2 separate regions of the Homo sapiens genome follow, and region 2 is linked to region 1. Evidence: chromatin loops called from intact Hi-C (ENCODE). Cell type or tissue: B cell. All regions are shown on one strand. Links, peaks and the distances in the headings refer to the core of each region. The heading gives the core; the rest is flanking DNA.

Evidence for each region. A loop is a pair of places that touch in the nucleus more often than their neighbours do. Peaks named below come from ENCODE experiments on the same cell type or tissue, not always from the same donor. Only the 100,000 strongest peaks of a DNase experiment are listed, where the experiment ranks them.
Region 2: a loop joins it to region 1, with 1.8 times the contacts of the local background. A loop is called at or near these places in 3 of 110 quality-filtered maps.

The regions. Positions count from the first base shown.
Region 1 is chr10:74,895,936-74,904,746 of GRCh38, reverse strand. All of the region lies in intron 3 of KAT6B (lysine acetyltransferase 6B), which reads right to left. Among named protein-coding and RNA genes, the nearest start is that of KAT6B, 74 kb to the right of the region's middle. In B cell, for the core only: no CTCF peak of the experiment used is centred there; a DNase peak (open chromatin) is centred at 4,198.
Region 2 is chr10:74,950,248-74,959,058 of GRCh38, reverse strand. The region is part of intron 3 of KAT6B (lysine acetyltransferase 6B); the gene reads right to left. Among named protein-coding and RNA genes, the nearest start is that of SNORD172, 67 kb to the left of the region's middle. In B cell, for the core only: no CTCF peak of the experiment used is centred there; no DNase peak of the experiment used is centred there.

The DNA of each region.
Region 1 (8,811 bases), core at 359-8,358:
GAATGTGAGAAGAACTATGTAGTCACTTCAGAGATGTGAAATATCCAACCAAGCCTGGACTCCCAAAGACTGGATATATTAACACAGCTAAAGAAAGGAGGTGTCAAACAGAAAGCTGGCCAGTCATCAAGGGATGCTGAGGGGAAAGCAAGTGTGGGAGCAGAATTTTACAATGCCCTCAAGATTTGGGCCCCTGTACAATCTCTCCCTATGAGCATACACAGGGCTAGGCTTTTAAAGGGGGTCAGAGATTGTAAAGACCAAAAGTGTGTGGGAGATTTTCCAGCTGACCTTGAAGAAGCAAAATGCTACATTGTAGAGAGGGCCATGTGGCAGGGCAGCCTCTGGGAGAAGAGGACCTCAGTCTTACAACCATAAGGCACTGAATTCCACCAACAACCAGTGAGCTTATGAGACCACATCCCTGCTGACATTTTGATTTCAGCCTGGTGAGTCCTTGAGCAGGGGACCCAGTTACCTGTGCCTGGACTCATAGAAACTGTGAGATAATATACTTTCATTGTTTTAAGCTGCTAACTTGTGGTTATGTGTTACACTGTAATTGAAAACTAATACAGTGAGTCTCCAGAGAAGCTGGCAGTACCCATCTAAACATTGTCCAGACATAGAGAAGGCCATCCTTGTTGTGAGACAGGTGTTTGATGCCATGGAAACTGTGCTCATCTAACTCATGGTTTGGATGCCATGCTCACTAATACACACCTGGCCTCCTACACAGGTCTGCCTTAAGGGAGATAATGTACTGACCATCCACATGGAGTATCTCAGTCCCTGGAACATTTACTTTTCAGGTAAATAAACAAATAAATATGCTGGCCTCCTGATTCCATACACCAGTTTCTTCAGCTAGGCTCCTGTAAGTCTACCCCTGAGAGACAGCTCCACCCTTGATATCCACAGAAAATCAAGTTAAAATCTGACAAAGCTAAGAATTAGCCAGACCCTGGACTATATTAGTCTTACTGCCACAAACAGTGGCTTAAAACAACACCCATTCATGAGCTCACAGCTGAGTGGGTCAGAAATCCAGTCAGGCTCAGCTGGGTTCTCTGCTTAGGGTCTCACAGAGCCAAAATCAAGGTGTCAGCCAGACTCTGCTCTTATCCATGAGCTCTTAGGAAAAATTCACCTCCAAGCTCGTTTAGGTTGTTAGAATAATTCGGTTCCTAGCGGTTGTAGGACTGAGGTCCCTGTTTCTTTGCTGGCTGCCAGCTGGGGACCATGCTCAGTTTCTAGAAGCTACCCACATTGCTTGGCACATGGTCCCTTTCATCTTCGCAGTCAACATCAAATCCTATTCATGCTTCAGATCACTCTTTCTTCCCACCTGCTGGAGAATATGGTTTCTAAGGGGCTTGTGTGATTAGATCAGCCCACCTGGATAGTCTCCCTCTGCCAAGCAAGGTAGTAGAATCATGGGTGATATCTCAAACATGCATAGGTTCCACCTATACTCAAAGGGGAAGATATAATACAAAGGGCAGGGTCACTGGGGGTCTCTCAGGATTCTGCTACCCACACTGGACCATGGCAATCCGACAAGGTAATGAATGCCACCCTGGGAGGGCTCCTAAAAGAGAAGAGCCAGTCAGCTTCCTACAGGAGACCCTTCATATACCACAATACTGCCAAAATCCCTGTTCGTTTAAAAGCAATTAGCATATTTCCCCGTTGTTTTCCAATATTCTTAGTGCTATACATTGTTACTTTTTCCTTCTTCTGAGCTGGAACCTTATGAATGTATTTTGCCCACTCACAGAAATCAAGTTTCATAAAAATTAAGCAGAAACTATAGACCAAATACTGAACATCTACTAAGTATGAGACAATATGTCAAGTACTGTGAAATATGAAAATAATATTAACTCTTCTCAAAGGAGTTGATAAGTAATGCAAGCCAAAGTGAAGATAATATAACATGATTAATGATGCCACACTTAATATTAGTCAAAAGGAAAGAATTAATAAAAGATTCACACCAAATTACCACAGTTTTTAACGTAGGCCTGACAGCCAGAGTATTCCTACAGATGCCACTGGTAACAAGTAGATATGAAGATCTTTAAAATGTTACCACTATGATTCTAAAATTTTGGGATGTTTACTGTGTATATTATGTTTATGTATAAACAAGCAAAAAAAATCAGAGGAAATACACCAAAGTAGTTTAGCTATTTGAATAGTCGGTTTACAGGAGATTTTAACTGTATTTTTATTAGTTTTTTAAATTTTCTCATTTTTCCCCAGTAAGCATATGGTACTCTTAGAACCAGAAAATATATATCTACACGCATTTATATTGGGCAAATCATGGTATTTGCCCCAACTAATCTTTCCTTCAAGCCAAAAACTGTCTTGTCCACAGCTCCCCCTGCTTTGGAAAGCATGGGCAATTTGGATATGGCACAAAAAAGATCAGGAGAGCCATTCAGACCCAGCTAACTGGAACGTGAACAAGGAAACAAACTTGTTGACAGCAAGACTTAGAGCTGAAAGGATACAAGAGAGCTGAAACTACCAAGAGCCCCTGCAAACTGATGGCATGAGAGAACAGAAATGATTAGTAAAGAGGAGCTATGGGCTAGAGAGAAGTACACGAAACAGAGATTGAGGGAGCCAACAGAAGAAAGGAGAGAGCAGACAGGCTATCGTGCAGAGGACGCCCAAGACAGAGACAGAGAAAAGCAGGGACGGATGGGTGGGTGGAGGGATGGGTGGACAGGAGGACAAGGAGAGCCAGAGTGAGTATGCAGTCCTCCTAGCACTTCTTTGATTTCTGACAAGTTTCCAGCTCTCTTTTTAACAAATGATTTTCCATTCCTTTCAACCAAAATGAGCCTAATCAAAATGACATTAAAAACATTACTTCTATATGTCTAAAAATTAAAATAAAAGTTTTTAAAGATCTTCTAAAAGACACTTTCTTAATTTAGATTTGTTTTTACTTCTTCAAATCCCAGTTCCTCCCCACAAACTGATGAGAATCTCTGAATCTCTCCAACCCCAGCACTCACAAACAGAACAATCCCAGTCAGAAGAGGATTTGCCTATTAGCGACACTATCTCCACCAAGACAGCAGCCTTATTAAATTACAACTGTTTGAACAAGGTCAAGCACTCAGAGTTTAATTCAAAGTGTTTCCAGGTATAATGCTGTCAGGTCAACTTAAACAAGCCAACAGAGGCTTGGAGGCTGATTAAATATTAAAACAGAATCTTTCACATCTGTTTTTACCCAAGGATGAAATTACTGTACATCACTTCAATCAGCTCATTAATACACTACACACACATCTTGCCTCAAAGGTTACAGGAATATCAATGCTTCAGAGGCCTGCAGTGAAACCTGCCCACACAGCCAGAAGTGAGGTCACTACATACTTTACAGAACGTCAATATTTCTTTATAAAATGTGAGAGATAATCAGTTAGACATAGACACATTTTAAATTAAAGCATGAAAACCTCCGTGAAGTTAAGCCAGTTGCTTTTGATCTGAACCTTTTCATCATTCATTCAGTTGGCTTTGACAGGTAACTGGATAGCATACGTTGAGCAAAAATTTTGATTCAACGGTAATTATTTTATAAAATGGAGGGTTGTCACATCCAAGTAGAGGGTCATGGTGATCACATTTTTTAACTTATAAAAGCACAAATATAAAATATAAAAGATATTTTAAGTGTAAAAGATATTTAAGATTTTATACTTAAAATATCTTTTATATATATAAACATTTCAAAGGACACACACTTAGGACACTCAAGAATATATACTTTCATGGAGTATTAGGTGAATGAGCAGTTGAGAATTTTCTGCTTTTAAAACTCCTATAACAAGGAATGACACCTGGACAAACAGTCAAGAATCACTTAGAATAGGTCTCTGTTTAACCCCCACTCCCCCAACATTTGCACTCAATGAATAATTCTTACGCTGTTTTGTAGCACTATGTGGTAGGCAGTGATAGCTATTGGCTGGGACTGCTATGCACATTTCCCACCCATGCCTCTTCTTCTGGTATATCACCCCCTTTCATCTGGGAACCTCGCTAGTCCTTGACAGTTGTCAAACACAGTGCCCTCACCCCCTAGCCAGTTGAGTGAGCACACTCTTCAAACCACAGTCCTCATGACCTGGGTGACAGTCTAAAGCATGGGCACATGCCTCCAACAGGCTGCTCCTACACGTGCGCTGGAAAAGAAAAGTCTTTGGGGTTGCCCACCTGGCAGAAGGTATGGGCAGCCATTTTCCCACCCCCAACAAGACAGCCAACAAGCAAAACGCAAAACCTACTCGCAGACAGAGTGAGCAGAGCTCAAGATGTACAAAAACAGCACTGACCACATCCTCTGAGCAACTGGAGCCAACTGGGCCCAATCCACCTCTACTTTCTGTTTTGAACATTAGGTGTCTCTAGCTAAGTCTGATATGAATTAATTAATAATATATTTCAATAAGATATTTTAAATTAGTTCAATATAGACAAGGATGACAAATTTTAAATATTTAACATTTGACTAAAAATAATTGTGTTAGTATCAATGTTACTTGTGAGATGTTTCATTGTGATACTGCCCTAAGGTCACTTAATTAATGTTAACATTATCTGTGTTTAGGTATGTTAGTAATAAAAAAAATCAGAAAAGTTATTCTGACCCAAAGTACAGATAAAATCACACTTTGCTCTAAGAATCCTACTGACCTCTCTTTTTTCTGAAGTTCTACAGAACTTACTTATACACTATAGAACACTTACCTAGAGATTTTAATCTTGCACTGCTTTCTTACTGTTTCATGTGTAATTGATTTAAAGTTTTATTAATTGTTTTGCTATGTTAAAAACAATAAAGTTTGCTTAAATATAAGGTATTTCAAATTAGTTCAATATAGACTAGGATGACAAATTTTAACTATTTAACATTTGACCAAAAATAATGATGTTGGTATCAATGTTATTTGTGAGATCTGTTTCATGGTAATACTGCCCTAAGGTCACTTACTTACTCAGGAGTAGAGGACAAACTTACACCCAAAAAAGGGTGACTATTGAGTAACAAAACCTTCAAAACCCAACTTAAACACTGCAGGCTAAGGAAAAATTATTCAAGAACCATTTGTGAGATGCTGGAGTTTTAAAAATTCATTTAGAGGTCGGGCGCGGTGGCTCATGCCTGTAATCCCAGCACTTTGACAGGCTAAGGTGGGTGGATCACCAGAGGTCAGGAGTTCGAGACCAGCCTGGCCAACGTGGTGAAACCCCATCTCTACTAAAAATATACAAAATTAGCCAGGCATGGTGGCAGGCGCCTGTAATCCCAGCTACTGGGGAGGGTGAGGCAGGAGAATCCCTTGAACCCAAGAGGCAGAAGTTGCATGAGCCGAGATCGCGCCATTGCATTCTAGCCTGACTGACAAGAAAGAAACTCCGTCTCAAATAATAATAATAATAATAATAATAATAATAATAATAATAATTCATTTAGAATTTTAGAAATAGTTGTTTCCATGAGTACATGAAAAACATTTTATTTCTTTGAATTCATTGATACTATTTTTTTTTTTTGAGATGGAGTACTGCTCTGTCACCCAGGCTGGAGTGCAGTGGCGCAATCTCAGCTCACTGCAACCTCCGCCTCTTGGGTTCAAGCAACTTTCTTGCCTCAGCCTCCCAAGTAGCTGAGATTACAGGTGCCTGCCACCATGCTCGGCTATTTTTTTTTTTTTTTGTATTTTTAGTACAGACGGGGGTTTCACCATGTTGGCCAGGCTGGTTTTGAACTCCTGACCTCAAGTGATCCACCCACCTCAGCCTCCCAGAGTGCTAGGATTACAGGAATGAGCCACCGTGCCCAGCCGGTTGATTCTAAATAAAGGAATGATTTGGGAGATGAAACTCAAAGTTTCATTTCCCCTCCCCCAGGATATGATTACATTTGAAACTGAAGGTGACTGTAAGCACAGAACTGTCTTAGCCTTCTTTCTTCTGCTATAGCACAGTAATAGTATTTCAGTAGGAAAACCATGGGACACAGAGCCAGGACACCCAAGTGGAAGTTCTTTCTCTGTCACTGACTGGCCTTGTGAAAATAAAACAGACAGTTCAAAACTTCTTTTGAACCTGTTCTCTTAACTGCATGAGACTAACGCCCACATTATCCACTATATAAGAGGGCAGTGAATAGGAATTTGAGGCTATGGTGAGCAATGATCAGCCACTGCGCTCCAGCCTTGAGCAACAGAGTAAGACCCTATTCCCTTAAAAAAAAAAAATTGTAGAAAGAAGGCAGTGAAGACCCACTGAGACAATGTTAGAAAAAACAAAACCAGTATCATGAGTTTGTGTCATGTGCTATGTGCAAACATGATCTTAGTCATCTTCTAAGGAGAAAACAAAGCTCAAAAAGGCTACTCCTAACTTGTGCAAAGTCATAGCACAGGTAGAAGCAGCAGCTCAGTCCAAAGCCCACATCCTTCCCCTCACCACACTGCCTCCAGTAACTGCAGAACAAGGAAGCTGTACTCCTGGACCCACTGAGGATCCAAATCCTAGGTGCTTTTCCCTTTTTGTACCAATGCCTTTCACGTTTGTTTAAAAAGTAAACATTCTACAATAAACACTTTGTTGCTGTTTTTTTTTTAACTAAAGAAACATATAGATTTATTGTTGACAAAGAAAAATTCCAGCAAACACATATAAGGGCCTATGGTGTTTTGCTGAACAAAATAATTTAAAAGTGTGCTTGTCTGTTATGCTTGCTATGGCTAAAATTCCTAATTTAACATGGCAAAAATAATCTGCAAATGAATTATAGCTAATTGCCTATGGCGTTTTCAAGTTCTAAAGAATGAAACAGCCCCCAAAATTTCAATTTTTAGAGCCATAGATTCCTGTTTATAGATTCCTAGTGTTCATTTACTGAGCGTAAGCAGTTATGAAGACATTTAAATTTTTAATAGGATGTACTTCTTTAAAGAAAAGCTGAAACTTCCTGTTTAGTGATTTAATCATGACACAAGGTGAAAGTATTTAAAAATCAAGTATCTATTGGATGAAGTTCACTGCTAAGACACAGAATAGATGCTGGCCCCATCTTTTATATTCTGTAGGATGCAAACTACATGCCTTGCTAGGGGGTAACATAAAAAAGAAAGTCACCTGGTAGTGGTGACTTACTGAATTTTCTCTGCCCGTAAAGTTTAATGCAGGTAAAATGACTTAATTAACTAATGGGGCTGAGGGATAAGGGTTGTGCCTACCACTGTGGCCCCCACAGTGGAGAGGGCACTTTTGCCACCGCTCTAGGTCCAGCAGTGTGCATTCTTCCCCAGGCAGAAAACAGGTACTCTAGGTGCACAATCAGATTACTTCTGGGACAGACACTTCTTGTCATGTTAGAGTGGGGAGCGGGGGAGAGGAAGAGGTGGTGCACGCCAGGATTTGCGTCTGTGCCAGGGCTTGTTTCAAGGCTGGAGAAGGATGCAGTGAAACCAGAAGAAGGTTAGGCTCAGGATTATAATAAAAACTTTCAAATACTTACAAAAAGGGCTCTCTGAAATCTTAAACCATTAAATTTAAACACTGGCAGTTAATAAAACACAAAGCTATTTGTTTAACAGAAAATAGAATCCCAGTATGGCATAATCTTATACCATACACAAATTCACACTTGAACAATATAATCAAGTAGAGTAAACCATATTAAATGTAAAGTCAATAAATTCTTTCTTTGATTGTTGACCCCACACACACACCAAAGAAAAGACTATAAGGGATTTAACAGAAGGAAATTAATCATCATAATACTTTGGTTCAATGCTGATCTAGGGTGAGATAATTTGGGCATTAGTACAGTTTACGTGAAATAAGATTTAAAGCAGCACATTTAAAACAAGCAGAATTCATTAAACAACCTCTCAAAAGGATCATTTCCTCTAATTATTGCTTTTATAACAGAAGACAAAGGCAACCCAATGTAAGTTCATAAAATCTACAATTAGCTGCCAAAATCTTAGCAGATAAAATTAGAAGAGAAAGCATATTTGGAAGCACAATTGGTAAAAAGTTCTGTTATCTTATTTCTAAAAAGGCATTTGCTCTTTCTTTCTACCCATAATCGTTTAAAGTACACAAATAGGCCGGGTGTTGTGGCTCATGCCTGTAATCCCAGCACTTTGGGAGGCCAAGGCAGGTGGATCACTTGAGGTCAGGAGTTTGAGACCAGCCTGGCCAAAATAGTGAAACCCCATCTCTACTAAAAATACAAAAATTAGCTGGGCGTGGTGGCGTGTCCTGTAGTCCCGGCTACTCAGAGGCTAAGGCAGGAGAATAGCTTGAACCCAGGAGGCGGGGGTTGCAGTGAGCCGAGATCCCGTGCCACTGTACTCCAGCCTGGGTGATGGAGTAAGACCACCATCTCAAAAATAAATAAATAAATAAAAAACTAAAGTACACAAATATTATGGACTAGATATTATGGTAGGCCCATGACAAAGAGGAATAAAAAGGCAAAGCTAAGCTAGGTGATCTAGCAGCATATGGTCCTGGAGAGAGGGGGTTTATAAAAGTCCTCACAATACTTTCAGACAAGTGTGCTAACCTGGGCTGTACCTAAGAGGCTATAGGAGAGAAAAGCAGCTGACTGGCTGACTGGAACATTTTCACATCTGGGCTGAGTCTTTAAAGGAAAAGAAAAAGAAGGAGTCTGAAAAACAAGGTTAAACAAGAGGGAAAGGTACATATCCCATATTTCAGGCAAAAAAAAACAACAACAACAACAACAACAAAAAA
Region 2 (8,811 bases), core at 312-8,311, 54 kb before region 1:
TATTTATTTATTTATTTATTTATAGACAGAGTCTCACTCTGTCGCCAGCCTGGAGTGCAATGGTGTGATCTTGGCTCACTGCAACCTCTGCCTCCCAGGTTCAAGTGATTCTCTTGCCTCGGCCTCCTGAGTAGCTGGGACTACAGGCGCGTGCCACCAAACCCGGCTAATTTTTATATTTTTAGTAGAGATGGGGTTTCACCATGTTGGTCAGGATGGTCTCGATCTTCTGACCTCATGATCCGCCCGCCTCAGCCTCCCAAAGTGCTGGGATTACAGGCGTGAGCCACCGAGCCCGGCCTGACATTCCCACTTTATATAAGAAACAACAAAACATTTGTCTAGTCCCCTAGCACCCTTTAACTCTCGTATGAAAATTGCTTTTAACAATGTATAAATCTACATACATTTTAGTATTTCCATTGTTATTTACTACTATCAGCAATGCTAGTATTCCCATCCATAGGAATAGCTGACAGTGCCTACAGATCTGGTCACATTATTTTCAACAGCCAAAACTACGAAAACTGTAATTTTACCGCATATTCCAAGCCTTCACACATGTTGTCTGCTAGCCATCTGAATGTTACTATGATGTCTCTATATTTGAATCTCATGAATCAAAAATTCAGAGCAAGAACACCCAACATAATCACAAATGTTTTTAAATGTAAATTAAAAACAAGATTTTGCTAGGTCTAACTCTCTAAATATACATCAGCATAGAATAAACTTCATTTGTTCAGCCACTCTAGCCCAAATGCCTAATGCATTTCCTGGTGCATAGTAGGCACTCAAAATATATCTGCTAACTGAATACATGAAGGAAATATATGCTAGTTAAGAACAAAAAAAATCAATGGTTATAATGATTCCAACAAATGCCTTAGTTCCTTGGGACAACATGTCATCAAAAACAAAAAACCATCTCATGACCAAACATTCACAAATTGTTTAATATGACTGCAAATCTCATCTTACAAGGGCATTCATTATCTTCCCTTTACTTTCAGCTTAATTTGTTCTTATAATATGCACAGGCTTTACGTTCTGAGGTAGCTATGCAAATGTATTTCTGTAGCCCCAGTTAAAAAGTAGATTATAAAACATTCTGTACTAGAAAAACGAAAAGAGACAAGCTATAACAAATTGGTCACTGACTGTAGCCACAGTTTTTTAAATGCCAGATAATCAGCACTGCATAATTATGGATCCATAGTTATTACTTGCAACTGCTCAACTGCAGTACCTTGGGAACACTTTTGTTCCTTTAAATAGCAATTAAAAGAACAATCTGGCTTTAAAGTGACAACATTCCCCTGATAGATTTGAGCTAAAACCCGGTCCTCTTACTAACGGGATTCCTGCTTTCATTTGATATAACAATGTTCAAGCTACTGCTGTCATCCTTGCACTGATAAATAATTTACAGAATGTCACATATCATTCATGCAATGAAACAAATCCAAATCTCCAAACCCATTTTTCTTTCCCAGATGAATTTTTAGCTGTGAGAGAGACATGGCCATCAGCCAGCATTCATGCTCATTTTTCGTTTTTAACTAAAGGTAACACAAAGGACAAAGGTTGCTAGTAGTTCATGGCCAGAAAGACTGATGTCCCGCGCTCTGTCCAATAATAGAAAGCATAGATGTTATCACTTCACGCTACATTCAAGCGAACCCCGCCATGCTGATGTATGCTCACAACCATTTATTTTAAGGATAACTATCTCACAATACTCTATAAAACCACTGCATTATACAGAAATGTCTGCCCTGCTGAATTATTGATAATTCAAAGCACTTTTTGCTAACCTCCGTGTAGCCAAGTCTAATTAACTTTTAAAAATTGTCACTTGTACGAAATGAAACTTTTACAGTAACGCATGTAAATGGGTCACAGGATTATTATGATTCACTGTTCTCAATCAGACTACATATAAACTGTGTTTAAAAAAATCCCTTATAATAAAGTAAAATGGATTCCAGTCAGAAAAAGGTCTGAGTAAATGGCAATTTGATTCTATACAAATCTACTACAGGTAAGTTATATTTAAGATGTCTGAAAATGATACCAAAAATCTCCAAATTCTTAATTCCTTTCTTTGAAATTTCACAAAGGCACCTAACCTGTTGATCACATTTTCCCAACAACATGCCTGAATATTTTAAACTAATCCCAAGAAGGAAGGCTCATGAATAAGTCTAAAGATGAATACATCCAGCAAACTGTGCTCTGGAAGGATCTCCTTGTCTCCCATGCAATGGCCCTGGGGCAGCTGCTAGGCTACAGGCTGCTCCTGCACTATCTCATTTAATCATCTTAACAATCTTGCCCGGTATGAGTATTATCTCTATTTTAGAAAAGAAATTGAGCATCTAAGAAGTTAAGTAACATTTTTAAGGTTGCATAGGTTCAGGTGTAGAGCTGTACTCAAACACAAGTCTGTCTTCATGAGAGCCCATTTCTTACTTTGCTACCTCCCCTCCATTCCTCAGAATAACAAATGTCTAAAATTATCTTTCCATCAGTGGCAATAACTCTTTACTAATGTGTTCATAATCTATTCCATACAATTTCTCCCATGACCAATGGCATATGGTTTTTAAAACTATTAAAAAGGTAACCACTAAACACCATGGATTATGTATTAATTACCATGGGGAAAAGGTACCTTTACAATGGAGAAATCTGGTGGACACTTTATAAACAAGTATGGGACAAAGTGACATCATGTGCCTTCCAAGTGCCTATCCTAAAGGACTGAGCACCACCTATATAGTATTCTTGCCAGAAACATTTATCCTGAGTCCAATCATAAAGAAACAATCAGGCAAATCCAAATTGGGGGATATTCTCTGTAACAACTTTTCTGTACTCTTGAAAAAATGTCATATAATACCCAAAAAAGGGCAGGACCAACCTGGGCAACACGGGGAGACCCCAGCTCTACAAAATAAAAAAATTAGGCAGGCATGGTGGCGCATGCCTGTGGTCCCAGCTACTTGGGGAGTTGAGGTGGGAGGACGGCTTGAGCTGAGGAAGTTGAGGCTGCAATGAGTCGTGATTGCACCACTGCACTCCAGCCTGGGTGGCAGAGCAAGACCCTGTTTCTCAAAAGAAGGGAGGCAGGGGGCAGGACCAATTAAGGTGACTAAACAGGCATGAAAACTAAATATAAATATAATCTGTGATCCGTGGTTGGATTCTGGACTTTTACAAAATATCCACAGCTATGAAGGATATTATTGGGATAATTAGGGTAATGTATACTCAGAATTAGGCAATATATAAACTAGATATAATATAAATTTCTTGAGTGAACATAATTCTGATTATGTAGGAGAATATCTTCGTTTTTAGCAGATATATGTTGAAATATAGGAGTAAAGTGTTATGATGTCTTTATGTTGAAATTTAGGAGTAAAGTGTTATGATTGGAGAGTAACTTACTCTCCAATGATTCAGAAAAAAACAAACCTAAGGGTGTTCGTATGTTAATGTGCACAGAGAGAGAGAGTAAACATGACACAATGTTAACAGTTGGGGAGTCTATGTAAAAGGCATATAGGTGTTCATTACATTATTCTATGTAAAAGGCATATGGGTGTTCATTCTATAATTTTTCCTCATCTTTACAACTTTTCCAAACAAAAAGTTGGGGGGGGGGGGATAAAATTGTGTCCCTTTACTCTCAAAAAAGATCTAAACTGAATCATTATTTTCAGTAGGCCCTCTATATCTGCGGGATTAATATCCGTGGATTCAACCAACCATGAATGCAAAATATTTGAAAAGAAAAAGGATGGTTTTGTCTGTACTGAACATATATGTTTTTTTCTTCTCATTATCCCCTAGACAATAGAATGATTCACATAGCATTTATATTGTATTAGTTATTGTAAGTAATCTAGAAATGATTTAAAGTATATGGGAGAATGTACATAGGTTATACACAAATACTGCACCATTTTACATAAGGGACTTGAGCATCCATGGAATTTGGTATCAGTGGTGGTAGAGGGGTGAGGGAGGGGTCCTGTACCCAATCCCCCACAGATGCCAAAGGATGACAGTAGTTGGACTACAAACATTTATAAATCAAGGTCTCTCAAGCCCATTACCGACTCAGAGGAAATACAGAGGACAGAGGAATATGTTAATCTATAGAGCGGGGAGATGCTAGTACCAAAACACTACGGAAAAAATGGCCCAGTTTCTTCAACAAATTAAACAGGAGACCAAGTGAATAGGCGAGCAAAAAATAGATACAGAAGAATCGCTAGATTAATAGACATTTAAAGGGCGTATCAGCCAATCACAATGTGTGAACCATATCTTGATCATGATTCAAACAAAGTATAAGCAAAACAAAACAAAATATTATGACCTAGTGAAGGAACAAAGGCTACTTAGCTTTAAAAGACTGGGGTGGACTCGCTGGGTGTCTTCATCCAGGTGAAAGGGTTAGATTCGTTCTTGTGGTTACAGAGTACAAAACTTACACCAATAGGAGTCATCATAGAGAGCCTTTCCAACAGCTGTCCAGCAATGGAATGGATTCTTTTTTTTTTCCGCTTCATTTGCTTAGTTTTTATTTTTTTAATTGTGGTTCAAATGGCATTAAGTAAGTTCACAATACTGTGCAACCATTACCACCATTTATCTCCAGAACTCTTTTCAACTTGCAAAACTGAAACTCTGTATCCATTAAACAATAATTTCCCATATTCTCTTCCCCCAGCCCAGGAAAACACCATTCTACTTTCTGTCTCTATGCATTTGATTATTCTAGCTATCGCATATAAGTGAAATCATACAGTATTTGTGGAATGGATTATTCTTGAGGCAATAAGAGGCCCCTATAATCAAGAGGCCATGGAGAGACTGGATGGGCCCCATCAGGATGCTGAGGACACAACAGTATACAATTTCACCTCACACAATTTGGGGATCTGGGACTCTTCAAAGGTTCCTTCCAGATCAAATATTTTAACGGTTCTAGAGTTAATCTCTAAGGACTTTCCCAGTTCTAATTTTTATTGATTCTATAATACTTTAGAAATTTTAAGAGTCTTCAAGACCTTTGATCTCAAAATAAGATAGCATTTTCTAAGGAAACATTCTTTAAATCTAGGACAATGCATTTTTAAGAAGCTTTATTTTACTTTGTGATTACTTCTGTTTCTGCCCAGAAGGAAACTATATATTTGTTAGCCTTAGTCTAAGTAACTGGACAAAAATAAATGAAAATTCCTGCACAAAATCAGAGCCAGGAGTATTTAGATTCATATCCTCCTCCTGACAATGACACAAAAAGGGGTTTTGTAAGCCATTTCCATGGTATCTGTTCACAATGATCAGGGACATATAACCCTCTCTCTCCATAATCCCCTATAGATCCATACTTCTTAAGTCATCTACATCTTTCATGAGACTGCTTAAAAAAACATACCATTTTAGTAATCCCAAGTGTTAAAAACAAAACAGTTCAGCATTTTTCATTCATATGTTCATATTTGCACCACAGAAAGACCCAGATTTAAACGCTGCTCTCTAAGCCTCAGGTTTCCTCATCTGTAAAAGTGCACAATAGTGTCTGTGTTGTCTAGCTCTCGGGTTGTTAAAGTTCAAATGTGAGTGAGTGTGGAAAGTATTTTGTAAACTACAAAGTTCTACTCAAATATTATTATGAGTATTGCAAAATTTTATTTGGCTATAAAAACAGAAAGAGCAAACAAACAACTTCAAGTCCTTAATAAGCATCAGAACAAATGAATTATTCTGGAGTTTAGAATTACTCTATAAAAGACTTTCATTTTCTGAGCCCCCATGATGAATATTAATCTTAGAGGATTTTTTTAAAGAATGAATTAATCAGGGAGTACAGGAACAGAGTAGAAAATGCCTCCACTGAGAGCCAAAAGGCCTGCAACTATTTAATAAAAGGAAAACTCAAACTAAATGAAAAGAAAAAGATGTTGGAGAAAGAAAAGCATAAACAAATACAAAATCTTAAATGAATAATACTACAAAAGCAAGCAAAGATGAATACTGGCTGGGCACGGTGGCTTACGCTTGTAATCCCCACACTTTGGGAGGCCGAGGTGGGCAGATCACCTGAGGTCAGGAGTTCGAGACCAGCCTGGCCAACATGGTGAAACCTCGGCTCTACTAAAAATACAAAAAAAAAAAAAAAAAAAAAAAAATTAGCCAGGCATGGTGCCTGTAATCCCAGCTACTCAGGAGGCTGAGGCAGAAGAATCACTTGAACCCGGGAGGCGGAGGTTGCAGTGAGCCAAGACCGCGCCATTATACTCCAGCCTGGGCAACAAGAATGAAACTCCATCTTAAAAAAAAAAAAAGACTCTTCTGTGTCTCTTTAGTTTGCTCTCCCTTGTTACACTGTACTGAAATGTGAAGTTTAGGTAATGCTTTGCTGTTTACCACAATGCTTTTCCCAAGTCCCAAATACGAATGCCATGCTACAAGGCCACCTCTCTAAGGTCACCTAACTAGTGAGATGGAGGAACTTCCAGCCTGCTGATGCCAAGCCCTTCACTCTCTGGCTTTCCCCATGGTTTGTCCCTCCTTTCACTTGGAGCTTGATATACCTCAGCAGAAAGGCTGTCCCTGACCATCCCTCTCTGAAACTGTACTCCACTGGCACCACTCCAGAATCTCCATACCTTTTTTTTTTAGGAGACACCACTCACTTTGTCACCCAGGATGGAGAGCGGGGGCGTGATCAAAGCTCACTCCAGCTCGATCTCCAGGGGCTCAAGTGATCCTCCCGCCTCAGCCTCCCAAGTAGCTGGGACTATACTGGCGCACTACCACGCCCAGCTAATTTTTTAACTTTTCATAGAGATGGGGGTCTCGCAACATTTCCCAGGCCATCTCGAACTCCTAAGCTCAAGCAATCCACCCACCTCGGCCTCCCAAAGTGCTGGGATTACAGATGTGAGCCACTGTGCTCGGCTCCATACCTTGGCTTTATTTTTCTTCATTGCACTGACCATTATCTGAAATATTGCATATCATTTATTTGTCTGTTTCCCTTACTAAACCATAAGTTCCATCATGATGGCAGAGACTGTTCATTGCTGTAGCCCCAGCTTCAAAAGTGTATCTATTGAATAAATGAATAAACAAATGAATAAACTGCTCTGAAGTTGGGAACTGGTTTCTCCAATTCACAGGTCCCAAAATATTGTCAACTGTCTTTTATTTTCATGTATATCCTCAATGACCACAAACACGACATGTAAAGAAACCATCAATGGCAAGGTGGGTTCCACCATTGTCTAATCTGAAACCTTTTTTACTCTGACACACATAATAAACGACATTTATGTTTGCTATATACTTCCCTGGGCATAAACTGACAAGACGGGACCAAAATTTTAAAATCAGTTGGGAGGAAAATTATCTGCCCAGTATTCACTATTAGGGCTTGCTTAGTAATAGTCACTATAGGTTGTAATAGTCACTATATAAGACAGATTTGGAGCATGACCAGTTGCCAGCACCTAGTTGTGGTGGCACTCCCCCTCCCCAGTCCCGCTATTTCTTTCCATCTCTACAAAGAATACAAGGTTATTAAAAGAAAAAAAAAAAGGGTCGCTGGGCGTGGTGGCTCACACCTATAATCCCAGCACTTTGGGAGGACAAGGCAGGCAGATCATTTGAGGCCAAGAGTTCTAGACCAGCCTGGCCAACATGGTGAAACCCCGTCTCTACTTAAAAAATACAAAAATGAGCTGGGCATGGTGGTGCGCACCTGTAGTCCCAGCTACTCTGGAGGCTGAGGCAGTAGAATCACTTGAACCCGGGAGAGGGAGGTTGCAGCAAGCCAAGATCATGCCACTGCACTCCAGCCTGGGCAACAGAGCAAGATTCTGTCTCAAAAGAAACAAAAATTAAAAATTAAAAAAAAAAAAAGAAAAAGAAGGAAGCCAAGTAAAATGAATACACTGCAATGGTAACAAAATTATAACAAGACTATGTATCGGTTTAGTCTTTTTAAATTTAATTTTCATTTCAATCTATTCAATTTATTTTGAGACAAGCTTTTGAGACTGGCTAATTTTTTTTTTATTTTTGGTAGAGATGAGGTTTCACCATGTTGCCCAGGCTGATCTCGAACGCCTGGGCTCAAGTGATCCACCTGCCTCGGCTGGTGCTGGAATTACAGGAATGAGCTACCATGTCTGGCCTGTTATGGTCTATTTTTAAAAGAAAAATATTTTACAAATTTTGGTGCCTTATTACTGGTAATGAATTATTGTCCACAAACTTCACAACTGATGGCACTGCAACAAAGGCTGAAAACTGCTTCCTGTTGTTACTAAGGTTTTTTTGTTTGCTACTTCAGAACTCTATTTGACACTTACCTAATAAAGAACTAGACTTTATTTCTTGCCACTTAACCCACTTATGCAACTGATGTCTGTCGGAACAGATCAAGTTTGCTCCTAATTAGGATAGAGATCATGCACACTCAGGATTTTCCCTCACAGCAATCTGCTTCAGATATGGTCTTCGGAAACACACTAACTCTAAAAGTAGGGATTTCCTGTGATGATCTAAATCATCTTATTTTTTTTCCAGAGCGTTATTTTGTTCCCGTCTGCATCTGCAGTAACAGTAACTGTGGTCAGGACAGCCATTCCTCTGCAGGGAGGTTCATGCCCAGCACTCCCTCAGAGCAGCCCTGGGTCTACTTCACATCCTTCGGGGTAGAACAGAACTCTGTTTACGACAAGTCTATCGCCATTTTCTCTATACTCCTGTACCCTTTTGTTT